2 separate regions of the Homo sapiens genome follow, and region 1 is linked to region 2. Evidence: chromatin contacts called from ENCODE Hi-C or POLR2A ChIA-PET data. All regions are on one chromosome and are shown on one strand. Each heading gives the region's core, a stretch centred on a gene start or an enhancer-like site at or near the end of the contact. The rest is flanking DNA. Distances are from core to core; before and after follow the strand shown. Region 1 holds the start of LINC00609 (long intergenic non-protein coding RNA 609). Region 2 has its middle 82 kb from the start of LINC00609.

The links. A loop is a pair of places that touch in the nucleus more often than their neighbours do. ChIA-PET counts read pairs that join two places held with the same protein, here RNA polymerase II (POLR2A). Pooled maps may share reads with other maps.
Region 1: a map of dorsolateral prefrontal cortex shows a loop between it and region 2 (2.4-fold over the local background). The contact joins the promoter of LINC00609 here to the enhancer-like site in region 2. A Hi-C loop is called at or near these places in 2 of 168 maps with a recorded cell type or tissue (PC-9 and dorsolateral prefrontal cortex) and 3 of 50 pooled maps. POLR2A ChIA-PET finds 5 or more read pairs at or near these places in 1 of 52 experiments (activated CD4-positive, alpha-beta T cell).

Annotation. Positions count from the first base shown.
Region 1 is chr14:36,067,759-36,074,411 of GRCh38, reverse strand. LINC00609 (long intergenic non-protein coding RNA 609) reads right to left here and starts at 3,985. Exons shown (of 3, transcript NR_073454.1): 1 at 3,727-3,985.
Region 2 is chr14:35,985,616-35,991,762 of GRCh38, reverse strand. No RefSeq gene overlaps it. Among named protein-coding and RNA genes, the nearest start is that of LINC00609, 82 kb to the left of the region's middle. Within about 2 kb of position 2,664, at least 2 of the 41 ENCODE cell types and tissues checked have a DNase peak (open chromatin) inside an H3K27ac peak, as active enhancers do; they include dorsolateral prefrontal cortex, where a contact is called at or near this core.

The DNA of each region.
Region 1 (6,653 bases), core at 2,736-5,235, 81 kb before region 2:
TCAGACATCTTGTTACACATAATGGGTAGTGAGTGACTCAGGGTATTTAGGGTGTCCGTCACCTGAGTACTATACATGTTTGTTAAGTATAATCATCCTACTCTGCTATCAAACATTGAATTTATTCCTTCTCTCTTACTGTATGTTTGTGCCTTTTAGCCCACTTCTCTTCATAACAGCATATTTTAAAGATAGAATACACCATAGTTGTAACTCCTGGAAACTGACTCTGGCTTCTTCTGGTATATTTTTAGCATGTTTAAGTAAAACCAAATTGTAATATCACTCTCGACTTCATCTAATATTCTAGAATTCCTAAAGATTAAAGGTATCCATTTTTGTAATATTAATCAGTTATCTACTTAATACATTTAGAATAATATAAGATAGTCCTATTTAAGTAAAGGCTAGGGATATTAAAATTAATTTTATAGGAGAACATTCTGAAGATTATTCTAAAAAAATGAAGATGATCACCTGACATCACAATGAATTAACCCTGTGTAAAAATATTGGGGGAAAATGGAAGTTTATAACTTATTTTAAAAAAAGGTAAGAGAACATTGTATCTTTTAAAGCATTAATGAAAGCCTCCTTAGCAAAATTATATGCCTAAAGAATGCAGGCATATAACTCACAACACAAAAATACTGTAGATCCTGTACCTACTACAAATGGCATCCAGGTGACCAAGGCTGGCGTTCCCAGAATGTCACTGTGGCTGGTGTCTGTTTTGACTGGTCAGCATCCATGCCATGCTAATTATTAAATATTTTAATATTATTCTTGCAAGTCTCCCTAAAATAACCTCAGTATCTGTTCTGTTCCCAATGGTCTTTAGCAAGAGTTGCAAAGCGCCCTCCTGTTACAGTAAAGAATTCTCCTTTATATCAAATCTAAATTACTTCCGTATTAGGCAGAACCCTTTTAATTGCAAGTAACAGAAACTATACAAATTAGCTTAAGCATAAAGGGACTTTATTGGCTTGTGTTCCTGGATAGAGCTGGCCTCCAGAACTCAAAGCACATCATCCAGTCATCCTTGTTCTCTCTCCCCCTTCTCCTTTCCTCTTTCTGCAGCTCTCAGTGAATTGGCTTCCTTGCCTCCTCCTGAAGCCAGGCTTCTCCTAGGTATATGAGTTGGGAGCAGGAGAACCAAATTCCAGATAAGAATCATATCTAGTCAAATCTGGATCACATGACAACCACTCCTATGCAGAAGGTAGAAGGAATGTGATGTGGAAGGTACTGTCTCTGGCAACCCCACACCCAAGCAGGATGAGGAAGGTAAGGAGTCCTGCCACTCCCAGCAGGCCGCACACCAGCAGCATTAGTAGCTGGTTAGAAATGCAGAATCTGGAGCTGCATCCCAGACCCACCAAATCAGAATCCAGAGTTCAACAAGATCCCCAGCGGATTCCATGCACCTTATAAATGGAGAAGGTTTTTCTCCTAGGAAACATGCCGTGAAGGACGACATCATCACAGAAAGGGGAAGGAGAAAAACAACAGATGTTCACTCACACACAACTGTGATATCACACAACTTCCTTTTGCTTAGTCTTCAGTAAAAATGATGAACTAATTATTGTTCTAAGTATCACAAACATCACTACCCATTTTAAAAAACAGGCCAGGTGCAGTGGTTCACCCCTGTAATCCCAGCACTTTGGGAGGCTGAGGCAGGCAGAAAACTTGAGGCCAGGAGTTTGAGACCAGCCTGGCCAACATGATGAAAACCCATCTCTACTAAAAATACAAAAATTAGCCGGGTATGGTGACACACGCCTATAGTCTCAGCTACTCAGAGGTTGAGACATGAGAATCACTTGAATCTGGGAGGCAGATGTTGCAGTGAGCTGAGATCATGCCACTGCACTCCAGCCTGGGAGACAGAGTGAGACTCTGTCTCAAAAACAAACAAACAAAACATCTGTAGGTCTCCCTACAGTTTCCTGTTCTTTATAATTCCTATTCTCCTTTATCAAGGCCAGTAGCTAACTTAGCTATTTTTAGTCTCACTTTTTATTTTAGAAATTATTTGCTATATAATGGCCAGGCACAGTGGCTCACACCTGTAATCCCAGCACTTTGGGAGGCCAAGGCAGGTGGATCACTTGAGGCCAGGAGTTCAAGACCAGCCTGGCCAACATAGCGAAACCCCGTCTCTACTAAAAATACAAAAATTAGCCAGGCATGGTGGCATGCACCTGTGGTCCCAGCTACTCAGGAGGCTGAGGCATGAGAATCGCTTGAACCCAGGAGGTGGAGGCTGAAGTGAGCCAAGATCGTGCCACTGCACTCTAGCCTAGGTGATGGAGTGAGACGCTGTCTCAAAAAATAAAAAGAGAGAGAGAGAGGGAAAGAAAGAAATTATTTGCTATATAAGGATTGTTGTTAGGAGGAAATCAACACTATAACTGTTTGTTTCTGTCTTTGACTCTGGTTAAATTACTGTACGTCCCGCCAGCATACCTGATTTCTATTGATAGGGGTAGCACAGCCTCGTAGTTATGAGCATGGATCAGAAGCTAGGGGCTGGTTTAAATCTTGATCTGCCACTTACTAGCTATGTTTCTTACCTCTCTGAACCTTGGTTTCCTCATCTGTAAAAGGGGCTCATCATAGTTGTGAGGAGAATTAAGTGAACTAATATTTGTGCCTGGTATGCAGTAACCACTATGTATGTTTTTGAAATAAATAAATGTTGTTGGAGTGAAACCCCCCAACACATCTCTAATGCCGCCTTGTGACTAGTGGATTAAGTGAGCACTTTGAAAATATGTATTACTTGAGTGATTAAATTGCCAAGCTTCCCCATTTCATTTACATCTTATTTCCATTTCTAGTGAATCATTCCTTCTAAGCACAAGGTTGTGAAAGGAAATCTTGAACACTAATAATAGCATTACAAGCTACTATAACCAGGGCTTACTTACATGATTATCACCAAAGCTCCAATAAATTTCTCAATTTAAATATTAAAAATCAGTCAATGATCTGTTAGCTGGAAAATATCTGGGGTGAAAGAGTGATTACCACTAAAAAATAGATTGAAGTCATTGCTGCTTTTAGAGCCTAGAAAAATACAAAGATCTGTTATTCTAGGTAAGTTACTTACTCTCTCTGCCTCCTTTATGGGCTGCTGGAAGGATTAAATGATTAGTGTGTGAGAAATGCTTAGAACAATGCCTGGCTCAAAGTAAGTAATCAATAAATGCCAGTTCTTATTATCACAGGTATTCTGAATACAGGTTGTGGCGATCAGGAGCTTTGATGACCATGGCAGGTGGCAATGCCCCAAAGTGCAGAAGACGTCAATTCCTCTTCCATATCCCCAGTCAACACACACATTCCCCTCCACAACCAAGAGAAGTGGGCATTAAAGAAAGGAAGGGCAAGAGGAACGACAATTCTAAAAGATCACCAAGGTGTATAGTCTGAATTATTTGGACTAGTTCTGCTGTGATCTTAGCCAATTGACCCTCTGCCCTAATTTCCCCACCTGAAAAAAAAGAAGGCCAATTTATTAAGGGTTTCTGATGCGTGGGTGAAAGAGGCTGTTAACACTCGAAAGTATTATAGATTAACAATCTTTCTAACCATTTTAAATATTAGCAAATGTTCCAGCTCACAAAGTGCCATGGTTTTAGTGGCCTGGAAAACGCTGCAATTTGTTCAAACATCAGTGGGTGTTATTTCTGGATGTTAATCAGTACCATTTACCTTGAGAACCTGGAAAATGTGTGGACTGTGCAAGTCCGCCATCTGCTGGTCCTGGAGACTCTGCGCCGCAGGGCAGAGATGCTTGTCCAATGCGGCCGGCACAGGAGCTCCTTGGAGAGCAGCAAACCAGCCAAAGCTGTTCCCACCACCTCAGGTCCTGATGCTGAATTATCACAGTGAACATGTTGCTTTCCCAAAGGGAGGTGATTTGTTTGAGAGGGTATGTGTGTGGTCTTTAAATAGTTTTGTTCTTTGTGCTTACATTATCATCTAGGAAGAAAAGATAATTTATTGCATCTCAGAAATGAAGCGACTCTGAGATAGCATCTATTTCAAATGCCTCATTTTACACAAAAGAAAAAATGTGGCCCAAGAGTCAGACAACTTTCCCAAGTTACTCAGCCAGTAGTGGCAGGACAGTATCCCCAAGGCTCATGCCTGGACACTTACTCTCGCTACCTTGGAGAAGGTGAAGGAGGGCAGAGGAATCTGCCAAAACAAAGAAAACTTCCCAGCCAGTGTCCTGGGTCACTGTATACGTCTTACTGACATGGCACTTTAGCCATAGTTTGCAAAGAGCTTTAACTTCTCTTCTTATATCCATATAAAAACTTTCACCTCTGATTGTAGCCAAAAGCCAAAGCCCTTTTATGCCCTATTGCACTTATGAAAGGGGAAAAATGCAAGTAAGGATACTTTATCTTGTGATTATTTTCACTTCCTGAAAAGCCAAAGATCTAGCAGTTTAATCACAAAGTCTGTCCTGTCATTCAGCAGCAGATGCCAGCCTCTTGCCCGGCAGCCACCAGAATAGAAGAACCCTACAGGTCAGAAAGTCTACACTCTTATTTCTCCACCAGAGAGAGGTCTCTCTTAGTTTATACAGGCCAACTATTTTTTTTTAATTGGTCTTAGTCCAATAATGACATATTTGCCTGGGTCACCTGCCAGCCAACCAGGAGCGCTCATTCAGCTGGGGTGTGGATACAGAGAAATTCTAGTGCCATCCAACAGAGGGCAGTAGTGCACAGACACATAACCACCCTGCTCAGCTCTCTCCTATCAGAAAAAAGGGGGTGGGGGACACAGGTGCATATTCTTACTGCTCTGACTCTGTCCTGAGAGTGGAGCCAAACATTTTTCAGATGCCAAAATCAATCTTAAAAGTCAATGATCTGACAAGGACAAATATTAATCGCTAATTCCTGTTTCCCCCCACTTCATGACGCTCAGCTTCATACTCTGCCCCTGAGCCTCCCAAACCAAAGTTCTTTTATCACGTGACAGAGACACAAGCCTTGGATCCATCTGAAAACAAAGCTGACAAGTTTCTCACCACCTAGCAACACAAAAAACTCTAAACACAATCCAAAGAATCCCCAAGGGAAACAGCTTCAAGAATCTTGAAAATCATACCTATTTTTGTTTGTAATGTGTGAAATTATTACAAGTATGTTCACCAAGAGGACTATTGATGGATGACTCACAATTTAGCTAAATTCAATGAACCACACACTGTGCCTATCCCAGTAGGTGACTCATGCATTTTTTATTTCAAGTATCAAGTGTTTGCCAAAAACAGTATTTAAAAAAAGTAATGAAAATTGTTCTGAAAGAGCTCATGAATAGGGTAGGACTACCCACCGACAACCTCATTTGTGCTCTGACCACTTACATGGGATTTGGTGGGTCTGCTACAGCAGCGCTCGACAGAGAGTGCGCTCCCCACAGCAACGGTGGCAGGCGGAGGGCAGGCTCTGCAACTCACCACACGTGGTTATCTCCCTCAAACCCACATCTCAGCAAGGATTCTAAAGCCCAATGATGTGTATGTGTTGCGGGGGGGGGGCAGGTACATACAGGTTTTGCTAAAACATATTAAAAATAAATGCATACATCCATTCAATTCCTGTTTGTCTTCTATTGAGCTTATCATTTCTCCCCCTACCTTTTTTAATTTAAGAAATCTAATTATCAGAGAAAAATGGAGGGAATGAAAGGTCACTGAGCAGAAATAATGAAAATGATTGCTGGTGAGGAACAGTTAAGGGGTGTAGACTTTATTCTGACCATTAGTGTTTTCGTGTGCACCTGCTACTAGGCTATTCACAAAACCCTCAGTAAGAGTCCCCCTTTCTCAGCCTGCTTCTCTGACCAGCCAAAGGAAAAGTTTTTAGGTCCCACTGACTTGCAAAAAAACCCTCAAGTTCACTGACCACCTAATAATATCCTTGTAAATCTCAGAAAGACATTACTGATTTGGATGTTTTAATAAATATTTGCAGCTTTGTGGTATTTCAAGGGGAAAGGATTTTAACACTTACAAATGCCTTTTCAAAGGATGTGAGGATGAGACAGAGTTCCCAGTGATGTTAGTATTTATTCCTAAAGCTTACTCTTCTTTTAAATCACAAACAATGACCATTTTTCAGGTTGTGTATTGACTTTTTCGTTTGCTGATCATTGCAGGCAAATTATGATGAAGTGTACGCTTTCCTCTTAAGGTCCCAGGAGACTTTCCTCCCCCCACACATTGTGGACATTGCTTCTTTTATAAGCAGGTTCTAAAAAATAAGTGCAGGAGGAACTCAGTTGGCTGACTCAATGCTTTGCATTATATGGTCACTCCTTATAGGTTTCTGATCTCTTGTTGCTTAGCAACATCTACACAGATATAATTTCCATCCGGTAGTGAAATCAAGTACTTTTGGCCTCTGTCAACATCAAGATTAGCTGATCTCTAGAGACCCCACACAGCCAAGGACACTTGTTGCTATTTTAAGAGAGAAGAGGCTCTCTTCTTCTTGCATGCCTCTTCTCTTTTTTGTTTATCAATTGCTGCGTAACAGAGTGCCCTAAAAAAACTCCTTATACAGTCTGTAGTTTGCCAAGGCTCGGCTGGATGGCTATGACATTTGATCCTTCAT
Region 2 (6,147 bases), core at 1,415-3,914:
CAAAAATTATGTGTCCCTGTTCACTTATTTTTTTTAAGTTGGACAATTCAGCACTCTTGGAGAGACCCCCAAATCCATTCAAACATGGATGAAAAAATCCATTGTCTCTGTAAAAGAAATCCTTTTCTTGAAACAGCTGCCAAAGAGAAGCCACCAGCTGGCCTGATGGTTTGGCCAGCAAAGCCAGCTAATGTGGAGATGATTATCAGATGGCAATGTCCCAGGGACCTGGGCATTGCCAGCCAGAGCCTGCTGAGTAGGTGACAAGCACCTTGAGTCCCCCAGGCCAAGTCCCCACCTTTCCAGGCTGTCTGGCATACAATACACAGAACTGTTGGCAGTCAGCTCTAACCTTATTGGCATCTTCCAAATAATTTTCCCACATGTGAATTCTGAACAGGGGCTTGAGTTAGTGAAGCGAAAGCTGGACACTCTATTGTACACGGTCTCATTCTCTCAAAGCAACCAGGGGAACATGTGGGCTTCAGCCCAGGGTCCAGGGTGCAGCTTCTACCAAAGGACAAAGAAATTATCATGCCATTTTACTGCCTCAAATATTATGTGCTTGTTCAGGATATGATGCCATTGTCCAGATTTTACTCTAAGGAAGTTCTTTACCAAACTGTATCTAATATAGGATATTCCTCATCAAAAACTACAACTTCCTACCAGACCACAGTGATTCTCCAATTTGACCACCTTGTGCCCAGGAACAAAGCAGAGAGACTTAAAGCAGTCAAGATGTTCACTCTACACACAGCCCTGCCCCACATCTACTCACCATTTTCCCTCACTGATTCACACAGGGTCTCCTCAAACTAGTGCAGGAAATGGCCCCTTCTCTCTCAGAACAAGACCTCGTCTCCCACTTCACAGAGAAGATATGAGTTCCCTCAAGCCTAGTCATACTCATGCACACACACTCACACAGGCATGCACACACACACACATCACACACTGACCACCTCCACACACATCTTTATCGCTTTCCCCCATCTCAGAGGAAACATCCTCTCCCCTCAGGCCATGCTTTTTTTTTTTTTTTTTTGAGATGGAACCTCACTCCGTCACCCAGGCTAGAGTGCAGTGGCACAATCTCAGCCCACTGCCTCCGGCTTCAAGCGATTCTCCTGCCTCCCAGCCTCCAGAGTACCTGAGACTACAGGCGTGCACCACCATGCACTGGTAATTTTTGTATTTTTAGTAGAGACGGGGTTTCACCATGTTGCCCAGGCTGGTCTTGAACTCCTGGCCTCAAGTGATCTGCCCGCCTCAGCCTCCCAAAGTGCTGGGATTACAGGTGTGAGCCACCACGCCTGGCCTAGACCATGCTTTTGTTCTTCCCCTCCTTCAGGATCCCATCAAACCCTCCCTTAACATTGATCTTTTCCATTCTACTGGTTCCTTTCCCACTGCCCACCAATATATTCAGGTTCCTGACCCCCAGGCTACTTTCAGCCACCAGTTGATTTCCTTCCCTTTACTGCCAAGCTTCCTGGGAAAAAAACCCTACATGAGCACTTTGTCCTTAACCCTGCCCTTACACCAGCCCTCCATCCTTAATCTCTGTTCAAACCACTCAAGTTGAATCCTGCTTCCTGTCAGAGCCCTGAAGGTACACATTCTAAATCTCACTTTTCTCATCCTTAAAACCAGGATAACAATACAGCATTACTTAGGATGAGGGCTAAGCCATTGTAACAAACAGACCCCACATTAGAGTGGCTTACCACAGAGGCTTATGCTATTCTTGCTGTAACACTCCTCAAATGAGAGGAACAGTCATCAGGGAAGCCATGCTCCATGTGATCACTCAGAGAACCAGGATTTTTCTACGCTGTTGGTTCATAAAATTTTAATGTGCGTGTGAATCATCCAGCTCTTGTTAAAAATGCAGGTTCTGATTTGATGTCTGGGATAGGGCTTGAGAGGCCGCATTTTTTTTGAGATGGAGTGTTGCTCTGTCACCCAGGCTGGAGTGCAGTGGTGCTATCTCAGCTCACTGCAACCTCCACCTCCCGGGTTCAAGTGATTCTCCCGCCTCAGCCTCCCGAGTAGCTGGGACTACAGGCATGCACCACCACGCCTGGCTAATTTTTGTATATTTTGGTACAGACAGGGTTTTGCTATGTCAGCCAGGCTTGTCTTGAACTCCTGACCTTAAGCAATCCACCCACCTCAGCCTCCCAAAGTGCTCAGTTTACAGGCATGAGCCACCACGCCTGGCAAGAGTCTGCATTTCTAACAAGCTCCCAGGTGATGCCTGGCTGCCCGGATATGAAGCATACTCTGAGTAGGAGGAGCCTAGGGTGTTGCCCTTTCCTGCTTGATCAAAGCAGAGTCATAGGCACCTCTATATTCCAGCTCTCCAGAAGGGAAAGACGGCATGTGGACGAGTGCATGCTCAGTGTCCTAAGGCCCAGACTTGGGAGACCCCATCTGCTCACATGCCGCTGGCAAGCATGAGTCATATGGCCACACCTAGAGGCAAACAAGAGTGGGGACCTAGACATTATTTTTATCTATCGTGGAATTTTCTGGGAGGCACTGAGAACAAAGAGCAGATGTATTTGAGTGTGGAACACTCGCCAAAACTAAGACAATTATTGGAACACTGTCAGCCATTCCAGCTGCTGTGGAGTGAAATGGCGTAGAATGGTGATGGCTGGAGCTGACAGTGGTTGGGCAGCGGGGTAGAAGAGTGAAGGTGTGGCTTGAAGCACCGCACTATGACCCTAGGAAGGCAAGTACATCTCTAATAGAAATGACAGCCTGGGACACCACGCATTCAGAAGTAGATACAGGAGTCATTTGCCCTTGCTGGTCTATTTTTGGCTCTCGTGGAGGTCCAAATGTTTCTGTATAATTCTGGATATTGTTCAAGGTGCAGGAACCCTGCAAGACTTGGTCCTATGCTGCCCGAGCTGAAGGCAACCAGAGTATCGCTATGGCATTTCCCTAAATGCTAGCTGTACGAAAGCGCATGTTCTGCAGCAAGACTTTCTAAGTTTAAATCCCAGTTCTGCCACTTCCCGTGTGACCTTAGGCAACTTACTTCATCTCTCTGTGCCTCAGTTTTGTCATCTGTAAAATAAGGATATCTACATTACTCGTGTCATAAGATAATTTGAAGATTGAGAGTAGTGATGTATTTTAGAAGCTTATACAATACCTGATACACAGTAAGTCTTAAATATCATGCTATGTTTTATCTCAACTTTATTTTCTTAAACTGCTTTAACCACACAATGGGTTCTCTTTGTTTGCTGCCTAGACAAAGCTGATTTATCAAGACAGGAGAACTGCAATACAAAAGAGTTTAGGCCGGACACGGTGGCTCACACCTGTAATCCCAGCACTTAGGGAGGCTGAGGTGAGTGGATCACTTGAGGTCAGAAGTTAGAGACCAGCCTGGCCAACATGGTGAAACCCCATCTCTACTAAAAATACAAAAATAAGCTGGGTGTGGTGGCTGGCAGGCGCCTGTAATCCCAGCTACTTGGGAGGCTGAGGCAGGAGAATCGCTTGAACCTGGCAGACAGAACAAGACTCCAGCCTGGGCGACAGAGTGAGACTCTGTCTCAAAACAAACAGACAAAAAAAAAAAAAAAAATAGAGAAAGATTTAATTCACGCAGAGTCGGCTGTAAGGGAGAATGGAGTTTTATTATTACACAAATCAGTTTCCCCCAAAACTCAGAGATTGGGATTTTTAAGGATAATTTGGTGGGTAGGGGGGTTGGAAAGTGGGGAGTGCTGATTGGTCAGGTCAGAGATGAAATTATAGGGAGCCAAAGCTGTCCTCTTGTGCTGAGTCAGTTCCTGAGTGGGGGCCATAAGACCACATGAGCCAGTTTATCGATCTGAGTGGTGCCAGCTGACCCACTGAGTACAAGGTCTGCAAAATATCTCAAGCCCTAATCTTAGGTTTTACAATAGTGATGTTATTCCCAGGAGCAATTTGGGGAGGTTCAGAATCTTGCAGCCTCCAGCTGCATGACTCCTAAACCATAATTTCAAATTTTGTGGCTAATTTGTTAATCCTGCAAAGGCTGTCTAGTCCCTAGGCAGGAAGAGGATTTGTTTGGGGAAAGGGATGTTATTGTCAGCTGTAACTTTGTTTCAAAGGTAAACTATAAACTAAGTTCCTCCAAAAGTTATTTCACCTACACCCAGGAAAGAACAAGCGCAGCCTGAAGGTCAGAAGCAAGATGGAGTCATTTAAGTCGGATCTCTTTCACTGTAATAATGTTCTGAGTTATAATTTTTGCAAAGGTGAATTCACTTCTGACTTCCTCAGACCTGTCCAAAATTCATTTCTCACCATTCTAGCTCCTTTTTTCCTCAGTCGCCCAAAGTTGAAGAACGAGACAGCTCAAGTTCTGTGATGATCCTGGCAACCTCACATACCCAAGTATAATGAGTGTGGAAGAAATCCACCTCAAATTACACTGGAGCACAGCACACGAGAACAACTTCTCATGAATTGCTCTTATGGGCAACCCTAAAAGAGTAGAAAGAAAGCAGCACCATCAGCCCTGGAAACTCCTTAGGGCCCAGATGCATTCCTAATAGTTCATGATGAAGTTAAATCATCTCACTGCTCCCCTCCCCTACACTTGCCCTCGTTGAAGACGTTTTGTGCTGTTGGGTTAAAATTCCAAGGGCAATCCTGAAGAGAAAAAGAATTACCAAAGGATTCAAATAAACATAAAAGGGAGAGTTTGATTGGACTATGGAGAAGTCCTAGCTATGGAGAATGCCAAGGAGATAGAGCAGGCCTGTGCTTTGGGGACAATGGAGAGTACAGGGCTGATTGCCTATGGAAGCATTCTACTTCTTTTTTTAGCATCTTCTGACAAAGCCATCTCTTTACTCCTCTCAAACTTCTTCCTTAAACCACTACCATTCCCAGAAGCATGCTACCACCCAAAACTGGAGCCCCTGACAATCAGAGCAACTGGAAGTGTCCATAGAAAGCTCTACATGACAGACAGCAGATGTCCATTCATTAAGGAACTTTCTCCATTAGGAAGGGGAGCCCTGTAAGAGGATATGGATTGAATGGTTCCATCCAATCACTTCATTTCACGGATTAATTCTTTAATCTAGACAACAAATATTTACAAATTCCTACTGTGTGCTAGGCACTGAGAGAGAGGAACTAACCCAGAAAATCTCAAGTCACATAGTTTTGAACCCTGGACCAGAGTCCATGTCTTTTGATCCCTGGCAAAGCATTCTCCATCCACATCCTGCTCCCCCTAAGGGTCCCCCTTGCTCTGAGAACATGGGTTAATGTCTGCCACAGCTTTCCATTCTCAGGCAGGCAAACTTCTGCACAAGCAAAACCACAAGCAAATTTACAGCGAAGGTCCTCTTTCTTCAGGGCCCAGTTAGGCAACTGAGAGGCTGATAGAAGCAAAACCACATTTGTTGAGCGCTGCCTATGTGCCAGGGCCTCTTCTAAATATTTTACCCACACTGTTCCATTTAATCCTTACAACCCCCTCACAGATGGGTACTATTGCTAGCCCCATGTTACAGATGAACAAAAGTTTACAGAGGTGAAGAAAGAAAAAAAAAAAACGTGTTCAGGATCTCATAACTAATGAGCAGAGATCCATGCCTTAAACTCAGCTTTTCCCAGCAACAAAGCCAGAATTGTTTTCCACAGCTCACTGCCCAGTAATTTACTGAAATAAACAACTGATTGTTTCTGAGATCACAAGAGCTTTGGCATATAGGAGTCACATGGGATTGTTAAATACTCTGTAACTACAATACCATCAGATGGGGGTGATTTGTTCTTATGGTTTGTGGACTCCCTTTGGCTCTGTCCACCAAATTACTTTTTGGGGTTTTGCAAAATAGGAAACAAAAGTGACAATATTTTAAATCAAACAGGATCTATGTATTAGTTATACCGTGCCTATATCTCTATGTAAATGTTAAGAGGTTCCACTAATTCCCAGAGCCACCTTATATACCAGTTTCTCTCTAAAGTGGAGAAACCACATTTGAAGCAAATCAGGCACGAGCGAGCAGCATAATAGAGAACTCTACCACAAGGGGGTTTCTTGTGTGTCTGTAATGTTCCACTAATTAAACTTTGGAAGCATTTAAGACTGTCTTCAATGTGTATACA